Linked DNA regions of Homo sapiens: region 2 is linked to region 1. Evidence: chromatin contacts called from ENCODE Hi-C or POLR2A ChIA-PET data. All regions are on one chromosome and are shown on one strand. The core of a region is the stretch at or near the end of the contact, and the rest is flanking DNA. Distances in the headings are between cores, read along the strand shown.

Region 1 (5,032 bases), core at 1,862-4,361:
AATTTTTGTATTTTTAGTAGAGGTAGGCTTTCACCATATTGACCAGGCTGGTCTTGAACTCCTGACCTCAGCTGATCTACCTGCCTCGGCCTCCCAAAGTGCTGGGATAACAGGTGTGAGCCACCACATCCAGCCTCGTGTGTTTTTGAAATACCAGCTCGGGGGCCTGGGGATTGTTTGGGAAGTTTTCCCTTCACTCCTACACAATCAGGATATTTGGAAAGTTTTCCCTTCACTCTTGCACAATGGGAAAGTTGGGTGTGAGAGAAGAAAGAAAAAATGGGGATTTCTGTGAGCCTGGATCTGAACGCTGGATGGAGGAGGCCGCAGACCCATGAAAAACTGGAAGAGAGAATCACAGGGGGTGCCTGAGGTGGAAGAACTCGAGCCAAAATCGACTGAGTTTTTTTCTAGGCTGTGTACTTGGTGTTTTATAGTGAAGGCTTTTCTGAGGAAGTGTCAGCGCCGCTTCTGGGGCAATGTCACATAGGAAGAGAGGAGCCTTTAAAGGGCCTTTCATTGGAAGCAATCTAAATTAAATATCAACAGTAGAGAATGTTTAAAAAAAATTTTTTTTAAATGTAAAGCTGGGTGTGGTGGCTCACGCCTGTAATCCCAAGCACTTTGGGAGGTTGAGGTGGGTGGATCACTTGAGGTCAGGAGTTTGAGACCAGCCTGGCCAACATGGTGAAACCCCATCTCTACTAAAATACAAAAATTAGCTGGGCATGGTGGTGCATGCCTGTCATCCCAGCTACTCGGGAGGCTGAGGCAGGAGAATCGCTTGAACCTAGGAGGCGGAGGTTGCAGTGAGTCGAGATTGCGCCTTTGCACTCCAGTCCGGGCAACAGAGTGACACTCCATCTCAAAAAAATAAATAAATAAAATACATAAATTTAAAAAATAAAACATAAGTCATTTATGGTGCAGTACATTCTGTGAAATACTATATAACCATTAAAAAATGTATAAATGTGGCCACGCATGATCACACCTGTAACCCCAGCACTTTGGGAGGCCACGGTCAGAGGACCACTGGGGCCCAGGAATTCAAGACCAGTCTGGGCGACATAGTGAGACTCCATTTCAAAAATAAAAATAAAAATAGCTGGGCGTGGTGGTGCACACTTCTAGTTCTAGCTGCTCAGGAGGCCGAGACAGGAGTTCAGGGGTTTGAGGCTGCAGTGAGCCATGATGGCACCACTGCATTCCAGCCTGGGCAACAGAGCAAGACCCTGTCTCAATAAATATATGAATGTGTATATTTGTATGTTAAAATATATGTATTTATATAGAGAGATGTGAAATGAAAATAGTTTAAAAGATTTAATTTACATACATTAAAAATATAGATGATGATATGCATAGATAGAACCAGAAAGATACATGTAGTAGTTATTTCTGGACGATGGGGTTAAAAGTGATTTTATAAACTTTCTGGGCTGGGCACGGTGTCTCACACCTGTAATCCCAGGGCTTGGGGAGGCCAAGGTCGGCAGATCACCTGAGATCAAGAGTTCGAGACCAGCCTGGCCAACATGGGGAAATCTTGTCTCTACTAAAAATATAAAAATTAGCCTGGCTTGGTGGTGTATGCCTGTAATCCCAGCTACTCGGGAGACTAAGGCAGGAGAATTGCTTGAATCTGGGAGGTGGACGTTGCGACGAGCCAAGATCATGCCACTCTACTCCAGCCTGGAGGACAGAGTGAGACTCTGTCTTAAAAAAAAAAAAAAAAAAAGGCCAGGCGCGGTGGCTCACACCTGTAATCCCAGCACTTTGGGAGAACGAAGTGGGTGGATCACCTGAGGTCGGGAGTTTGAGACCAGCCTGGCCAACATGGAGAAACCCCGTCTCTACTAAAAATACAAAATTAGCCAAGCGTGGTGGCGCATGCCTGTAATCCTACTCAGGAGGCTGTTTGTTTGTTTTTTGAGACAAGAGTCTCCTTCTGTTACTGCACTCCCGGCTCCTACTCAGGAGGCTGAGGCAGGAGACTCGCTTGAACCCGGGAGGCGGAGGTTGCGGTGAGCCAAGATTGCACCACTGCACTCCAGCCTGGGCAACAAGAGTGAAACTCCATCTCAAAAAAAGAAAAAGAAAAAGAAGAACTTTCTGGCTGGATGTAGTGGCTCATGGCTGTAATCCCAGGACTTTGAGAGGCTGAGACAGGCGGATTACTTGAGGTCAGGAGTTCGAGACCAGTCTGGCCAACATGGTGAAACCCTGTCTCTACTAAAAATACAAAAAATAGCCAGATGTGGTGGCTGGCACCTGTAATCCCAGCTACTCGGGAGACTGAAGCAGGAGAATTGCTTGAATCCGGGAGGCAGAGGTTGCAGTGAGCCGAGATCACACCACTGCACTCCAGCCTGGGTAACAGAAGGAGACTGTTGTCTCAAAAAACAAACAAACAAAACATTTTTTTTAAGCTTACTTGCATTTTCTGAAGTTTCTACAATGATCTTTTATTATTTTGTAATTAAAAAAGGAATGGTTTAAAAATAAGCTGATTTGTCCTTATTTCAAAAACCACTTGACAGTTAATGAGAGTTTCTGCTTCACAGATGCCTTAAAAGCTTTACCTGTGGTTCTTCTACGCATTGATTTAGTGAACTTTTAAACATTTCTTAGACTTCCCAATAATGTATTTTGCTTTGTGCCTAGGAGGTGGTTACTTCTAGGTGCAGAAAACACTTGTTATGAACAAAGCCTACTGGCTCTGACCCATAAGGAAATAGATTATTTTTAGTAAGATACAGATAAATCTTAAGGACTTCTATATAAATAGAAGATTTTTTTTAGACTAGCTGAAATAGAATATTGCCTTTTTATTTATCTTGCACAGGGAAATGAAATGCTTTGAAATGCGTTCAGTTTTCTTTCTTCATACAAATATATTAAGGTGACCTAGAGTCAAAAAGTCTAGCTCTGCAGTTTTATTATTTTCCTGCCTTCTTTTCCCCTGCATGTAACACACACGCCCCCTACACTTACACAAAGGTTTCTCTTTCCTATTTTGTTCACTGCTGTGCTTCTATTTGTTTAGGGAACAATATGATAAGCTGGGTTCCCTCTAGTGGACAAAATACTTTTGTCAGCTGCTATGACCGCTGACCAAAGCCAGCAAGGCGAGGTTGTTACTGCTGGTATCAGAGGTTTCAAGAATAATGTATTCATAGCCTGGAATGTTTTCTTTATTTTTGGTAGAGACAGTGCCTTGCTGTGTTGCCTGGGCTGGTCTCAATCTCCTGGGCTCAATTGATCCTCCTGCCTTAGCCTCCCAAAACACTGGGATTATAGGCGTGAGCCACCATGCCCAGTCCATAGGTAGGACTTCAGCTTGCCTCTTTTTTTTTTGAGAGTCTCGCTCTGTTGCCCAGACTGGAGTGCAGTGGCACGATCTTGGCTCACTGCAACCTCCACCTCCTGGGTTCAAGCAATTCTCCTGCCTCGGCCTCCCGAGTAGCTGGGACTACAGGCATACAGGCGGGAGCCACCACACCCGGCTAATTTTTGTATTTTTAGTAGAGATTGGGTTTTACCATGTTGGCCAAGTTGGTCTCGAACTCCTGACCTCAGGTGATCCACCTGCCTCAGCCTCCCAAAGTGCTGGGATTACAGGCATGAGCCACCGCGCCCGGCCTTTTTTTTTTTTTTTTGAGACGGAGTTTTGCTCTTGTTGCCAGGCTGTAGTGCAGTGGCATGATCTCAGCTCACTGCAACCTCCACCTCCCGGGTTCAAGTGATTCTCCTGCCTCAGCTTCCCAAGTAGCTAGGATTACAGGGGTGTGCCACCACGCCCAGCTAATTTTTGTATTTTGTAAAGACAGGCTTTCAACATGTTGGCCAGGCTGGTCTTGAACTCCTGACCTCAGGTGATACACCTGTCTTGGCTTCCCAAAGTGTTGGGATTACAGATGTGAGCCACCGCACCCGGCCTAGCTTCCCTCTTTTAAGAGGTTATATGCACACATTTATATGTGTTTATCTAAAATGAATTAATATTTTGGAACTAGACTAAGTACATTTGCTTTGCTTAATGGTTTTGGCACTGAAGGAAGCATCCTCTAATGAGAATCCCATTCTTTGTTACTGAAAGCAGCTTCAGTGAAACAGAGCAAAATAAAATTCACAGGGAGACCATCGCACTGTTAAAGTTATGTTTTTAGCTTCTGTAAGATTTAAAAATTGCCTTTAACTTAAAAACCATTTTAGGACATTTCAGCTTGTAAGATTTTTCCAAAGATAAATTCAAATTTTGCTATTTCAGTGTTTTATCCTTTCCCTTTCAAAAGGTTGTTAGTAGCTTATCCCCGGAATAGCCCCTTAAATATTTTTCCTTTTAATTTTTAAGTCTAGTTTGTATGTTTCCTTACCTTTCAGTGAGGACACCATATCTAGGCCTTTGTCTCCTGGGCATTTTTCCTGGCCAGGTGCTGTTGGCACCTGGTGGGTGCAGGTCAGAGGTGCTGCTAAATATCCTCTACAGGACGGTCCCTGCACCAAAGAATTACTGAGCCCCAGTGTCAACAGTTGAGAAACTCTGCTCTAAAGTAGCCAACTTTTTTTTCCTTTGAGGCAGTCTTGCTGTGTCCCCCAGGCTGGAGGGCACTGGTGCAATCTCAGCTCACTGCAACTTCCACCTTCCGGGTTCAAGCGATTCTCGTGCTTCAGCCTCCCAAGCAGCTGGGACTACGGGCGCATGCCACTATGCCTGGCTAATTTTTGTATTTTTAGTAGAGATGGGGTTTCACCATGTTGGCCAGGCTGGTCTCAAACTCCTGGCCTTAAGTGATCCGCCCACGTCGGCCTCCCAAAGTGCTAGGATTATAGGCGTGAGCCACTGCGCCCGGCCTATAGTAGCCAACTTTCGACCTGACCATTCTTCCAGAACAGCAGCCATCCAGAGACTTGCCGGTGCTTGATGAAGAGTCAAATAACACGTCTGACTCTGTGAGCAGCAGAGGCCACCCGGAATCAACAAGAGATGCTGCCCGTCTTCACCTGTCCATTGTCATATTCTACCTAG
Region 2 (5,032 bases), core at 1,627-4,126, 83 kb before region 1:
TAGGAAGAGGTTAAGAATATCAGTGACAGTACTCTGAGGCATCTGGGCATGTCAGATGAAGATTTATTATTCAGAAAAGTTAAGTCAGCTGTTGCAGGGATCAGTTGTTTTATTCCTGGAAAATGTTTTTCATTTTGCTGCAAATCTATATCTGACCTGCTGAGGAAATCGTTTGGTGAAATGAATCCAGAAAGCAGAGAAAATGCTTCATTACTTTAAATAGCAGCATTAAGCCCATTATAGCCTCTGAATTGTCCCTTCCTTGAGTTTGCTAATGCTTCCAACTTAGTCATTTGAAGCCCAAGAGTCTAATTTTATATGCCCTGCCAATGTCCTCATCTATTGCAGAATGTATAATTATCTATTTGTTTTGGACTATATGTTACAAAAATTTAAAACATAAGATCCTCTCTCTATATTTCATTATTGGTGAACCCACATTGTGCTGTGTTTTGTGATATTTTATCATTTTCTAGATTCTTATGTGGATCTAATAACGACCACTTGAACCCAGTTTCACAGAATCCTTATTTTTCTGTTCAAATTAGGAATTAGGGACATGGATGAAATTGGAAATCTTCATTCTCAGTAAACTATCGCAAGGACAAAAAACCAAACACCACATGTTCTCACTCATAGATAGGAATTGAACAATGAGAACACATGGAGACAGGAAGGGGAACATCACACTCTAGGGACTGTTGTGGGGTGAGGGGAGGGGTGAGGGATAGCATTAGGAGATATACCTGATGCTAAATGACGAGTTAGTGGGTGCAGCACACCAGCATGGCACATGTATACGTATGTAACTAACCTGCACATCGTGCACATGTACCCTAAAACTTAAAGTATAATAATAATAAAATAAAAAAAAAGGAATTAGGCAAAACATGGCTCTTCTTTTTACTTTCCTTCCTGAGATATAAGAAGGAAGAGAAATCACCTGTGGGGATAATTGGAAACATGGGGATAATTGGAAACGTGGGCTTATCTTGGCACCTCCTTTTTCTCTAATCATTCTGTGATGTACAGGTCTGGCTAGTTAGGCTCCTGAAGTTAAAAGCTCAGCCACTATTTGTTGTTTTGTTTGATCTAGCTCTTTCTCACATGGTTTTAGGTTCTCCCAGTACTAATTTAATTGACATCAGATAGCTTGGGCACAACCAGATATGGCTTGTTATTTGTAAGTTACCATGAAGAGGTTTATGTTCACTGTCCTTTATTTCAGTGTATCAAAAGTCCTTTCGGTTTCATTCTTTCATGTTGTGAGCAGGGCTAGTTATTTGAGGCGCTCAATTTAAAAATGTATGTTTTTTTTTTACTGTAGTACAAGACTGTTGTAAGATACAGTATAGTTGGATAGAAAAGGAATTAAAAGATCTGGGTCTAGAATTAGCTTTGTCACCTGCTAATGATGGGACACTGAGCAAGTCACTTATCCTGTCTGTACCTCAGTGTCTTCAGTGGAAAACTAGAAACCATCATGCCTCCACAGAATTTTTAAATCTAATGATTTTTAAATCTAATGCTGTGTGCAGGCAGCTGTCAGTGGTCTTTATGAAGAAAAATCTGAGCTAGAAGAAAGCACTGTTGTGTTATGGTTAAGAGTAGAGGCTTTGGAGTCAGACTGACCTGGCTTTAACTTTCAGCTTTGCTGCTTCCTAAGCTGTGTGTCCTTGGCAAGTGTCTTGCCCAATTACCTTTTCTTTTAATAGAAATAACAATTTTTCATGGGATCTCTATGAGGGTTAAATAACCTAGTGTATATAAAGTACCTAGCCCAGTCTGTGCCCATAGTAAATATTAAATGAATGGTAGTTTGGATGATGGTTGTGATGGTGATTATAATAAAGTTCTAGAGTTTGACTCAGTGTTTTTGAGACAAGGTCTCATCCAGGCTGGAGTGCAGTGGTGCAATCATAGCTCACTGCAGCCTCGAACTCCCAGGCGCAAGCAATTCTCCCACCCTAGCTGCCTGAGTAGCTGAAACCATTACAGGTGTACATCACCATGCTCAGCCGATTTTTTTTTTTTTTTTTTAATTTTTTGTAGAGACGAGGTCTCACTGTGTAGCCCAGGCTACATAGTGAGCTCCTGGGCTCAGGCCATCTTCCCGCCTCAACTTCCCAAAGTGTTGGGATTATAGGCTTGAGCCACCATACTGGGCCTCAGTGTCTCATAAACTAAGGAGAGATAGCTATGGGAACATAGTCATGAAGATAATTATCGATTTCAGTGTCTTTACCCTGGCCTCCTAAAATCACTTGTTCCAAGCTCTGGTTTTTTTGTTTTGTTTTTTGTTTTTGTAAGAGCCCTCAGGTTAGTGATTCTCTCTGTCCCTCCTCTGAGTTGAATAGCATTATCTCAGCACTTCTGGGAGAGTTGTTAAGGAGACTTCCCCCTCCTTCTGGGTGCCCCTAGGGAAATCTGATTAAAAGATTTTTGTTTATCTAGAAAAGTGGGTGATATTTTAAAGCTTTGCCTTGTCTGTTTATGATCACAAGCTAATACTTCTGAGGATGATAAGGGGGACAAACAAGATGAAGAATAAAGGAAAGGAAACACTTTCTAATTTCTCTTCATTTTAACAACAGCACAACTAAATATTTGGTAAACCTAAACATCCTTTTAAAATAGAATCTTCCAGTCTTGCCTTCCCTGTTTCCTCCTGAGCTGAATAGATCAGGTTCTGTCTGAAGCAAATAGTGTTTCCCCTCCCAAGTGAAGAGCCTTCATTCTAGCTTTATGGCCTTCTCTTGACTTTCTGCAGAATAACTTATACTGTAATTCCCATTCCTTTGGGAATCCCTAAATAATTCTTTGAACTTGGGCCTCAAGGGAAAGACTGAACACATTGTACTGGTGTCTCAGGCTCTAAGTTGCCTGTGGCATGTTTCCAACACCCGAGATAGCTGGCTCTGTTACTGGATGTAACAACAGGCTATGGTACTGTCAAGGTGATGACTAGCATCCAAGAAGAATTCTCTATTTTGTCAGGAAAGCAATTTGTCTGCAGTTACTGCTCTAAAATCAGTACATGGTCCTGCCCCATAATAATTCATACCCCAGCTGTTGACTTTAAGAGCAGGAATCTGAAAGGCTTGAGGTTTCAAGAGTGAAGGTAAGGGTAGCCTTAAGTTAGCAGAAGGCCCTGCAGAAAGGTGTCAGGGGATTCCCACTGTAATACTCAGGTTACCCTTTTGAAATAAAGCACTGTTGTTGACAGGTTTAGTTGAAGGTCAGAAAGTGGGGATCCTAAACATCTATTCCACATTCACTCTCATATGATGCAAGTGCTTAGAAAATGGTTAGGGTAAGCAGAACAATTAAAGGAAAAACATTTTCCCTTCAGCATTGGGCTTCTCAAGCAGTGTGTCCAGTTTGGAAAACTGTCCCTTCAGGGTTTCAGTGAATAGAAGTGAAAATATTCCATCTAGTGGTCAAAGAAGGGAAGATGAAATGAGAAGTTTCCAGGATGAGGTCTGTGGGGCAAGGTGACAGGCAGTGGCCTCTCAGCAGGTATCTTTTCCAGAACATGATAGAACCTGACCTTGGCGGTGGTGATATGTTTTGATTATGTCTGCACTGGATGAGGAATTGGGGACACCATCCTTGCAAGGCCTCTGAGCAAAACTGTCCTCACAGTGAGGAATAATGATGTTGCAAATGGCAGATTATAAACAGCCTGACTCTGAAGGGAGGCTCTCTCCCATCCCCAACCCCTTCCTTCTTACAGAGGAAGAAATGAGTCCAGTCATTCCTGCCTCTATTTGTCTGGAGCCTGAATTTGTGAATATGTGATTTTGAGAAGAATGAGGGTGTAATGTGAACTTTATTTATTTATTTTGAGACGGAGTCTCACTCTGTCGCCCAGGCTGGAGTGTAGTGGCGCCGCCATCTTGGCTCACTGCAGCCTCCACCTCCCGGGTTCAAATGAGTCTCTCACCTCAGCCTCCTGAGTAGCTGGGATTACAGGCGTGCGCCACCACACCTGGCTAATTTTTTGTATTTTTAGTACAGACAGAGTTTCATCATGTTGGCCAGGCTGGTCTCGAACTCCTGACCTCAAGTGATCCGCCTGTCTCGGCCTCTCAAAGTGCTGGGATTATAGGTGTGAGCCACCACACCCGGGCCATGAACTTTAAAAAGGAGGGAGAATCAGTCTAGCAAAGGATCAAACACCCGAGATGTTTGATGATCAGGAAAAAGATAAAGTGCTGTTTGTGTTCTCAGTAACTACACCCTCTATGCCCTTGCTATTGGTAAACATTAACTAAGCTGACTGCCCAGGAATTTCCCAAGGCACAAGTCAGATCTAGTTGGCCCAGTACCCACAGTGCTATTGATGCTTCCTGACTGTAATCCTCCTAACAGCCTCCCAATATCCCCAACCAAAGGGCTCATTGTCTTTTCCTCCTCTACCTCCCATTATCACTTTCTCTTTTTCCCCAGTTCTGAAGAAGAGCTGTAAAGGAATAATATAATTCACATTTCCCGTAACTGCACCTGCCACTGCAGACCTTGGCCAGCGCTTGCTTTCCTGTCAGTAATTAGGGCATCCCTTGATCCGTCAGATCCTCCCCTCCCAAAGCTTTGTGTGCTAGCAGCTCCTCTATCCCACCTGCAGTTTGTAGCTTCCCTCCGCCCTCTGTCAAAGAACACACACACAGGCTGGCCGTTTCCACACCTGCCCTTTATTGGTCTCTTCTAGCAGAGTGGCTCCAGGCCCTTCACGCCTCTCAGACACCACCCATGAGGGTTTAGGAAGGTGCCATCATTCTGTGAAGGCCCAGAGCTTACCCAAGTCTTGGAGCCCAAGTTGAATCACCAACCAGAGGGTTGGGAGAGGAAAAGGAAACAGGCAGAGGGGAAAGGCAAGGCTCTGCAGTGAAGGGGACTGATATCAAGGGAATGCTGAGGTCCAGCAGTGTCTCCTGAAGGCATGCTGCATCCTAAGGCTCCTCAGGACTGGATGGAGTAGGAGATCTGTGTGTTGAGCAGTTCACATCTATATGGCAACTTTAAGGAGGCG

What was found. Hi-C counts contacts between places; a loop is a spot of excess contacts on that map. ChIA-PET counts read pairs that join two places held with the same protein, here RNA polymerase II (POLR2A). Pooled maps may share reads with other maps.
Region 2: a loop to region 1 is called in a pooled map, with 2.2 times the contacts of the local background. The contact joins two enhancer-like sites. A Hi-C loop is called at or near these places in 3 of 50 pooled maps. POLR2A ChIA-PET finds 5 or more read pairs at or near these places in 5 of 52 experiments (A549, HepG2, IMR-90 and 2 more).

Annotation. Positions count from the first base shown.
Region 1 is chr14:65,017,088-65,022,119 of GRCh38, forward strand. All of the region lies in intron 6 of CHURC1-FNTB (CHURC1-FNTB readthrough), which reads left to right. All of the region lies in intron 4 of FNTB (farnesyltransferase, CAAX box, subunit beta), which reads left to right. It also overlaps a transcript of MAX not described here. Among named protein-coding and RNA genes, the nearest start is that of MIR4706, 25 kb to the right of the region's middle. RefSeq lists a silencer at 2,934-2,983. Within about 2 kb of position 3,112, at least 6 of the 41 ENCODE cell types and tissues checked have a DNase peak (open chromatin) inside an H3K27ac peak, as active enhancers do.
Region 2 is chr14:64,934,480-64,939,511 of GRCh38, forward strand. The region is part of intron 3 of CHURC1-FNTB (CHURC1-FNTB readthrough); the gene reads left to right. CHURC1 (churchill domain containing 1) reads left to right here. Exons shown (of 4, transcript NM_001386928.1): 4 at 1-889. It overlaps GPX2 (glutathione peroxidase 2), which reads right to left. Exons shown (of 2, transcript NM_002083.4): 2 at 4,679-5,032. The coding sequence ends at 5,009. Among named protein-coding and RNA genes, the nearest start is that of GPX2, 5.7 kb to the right of the region's middle. Within about 2 kb of position 2,877, at least 6 of the 41 ENCODE cell types and tissues checked have a DNase peak (open chromatin) inside an H3K27ac peak, as active enhancers do.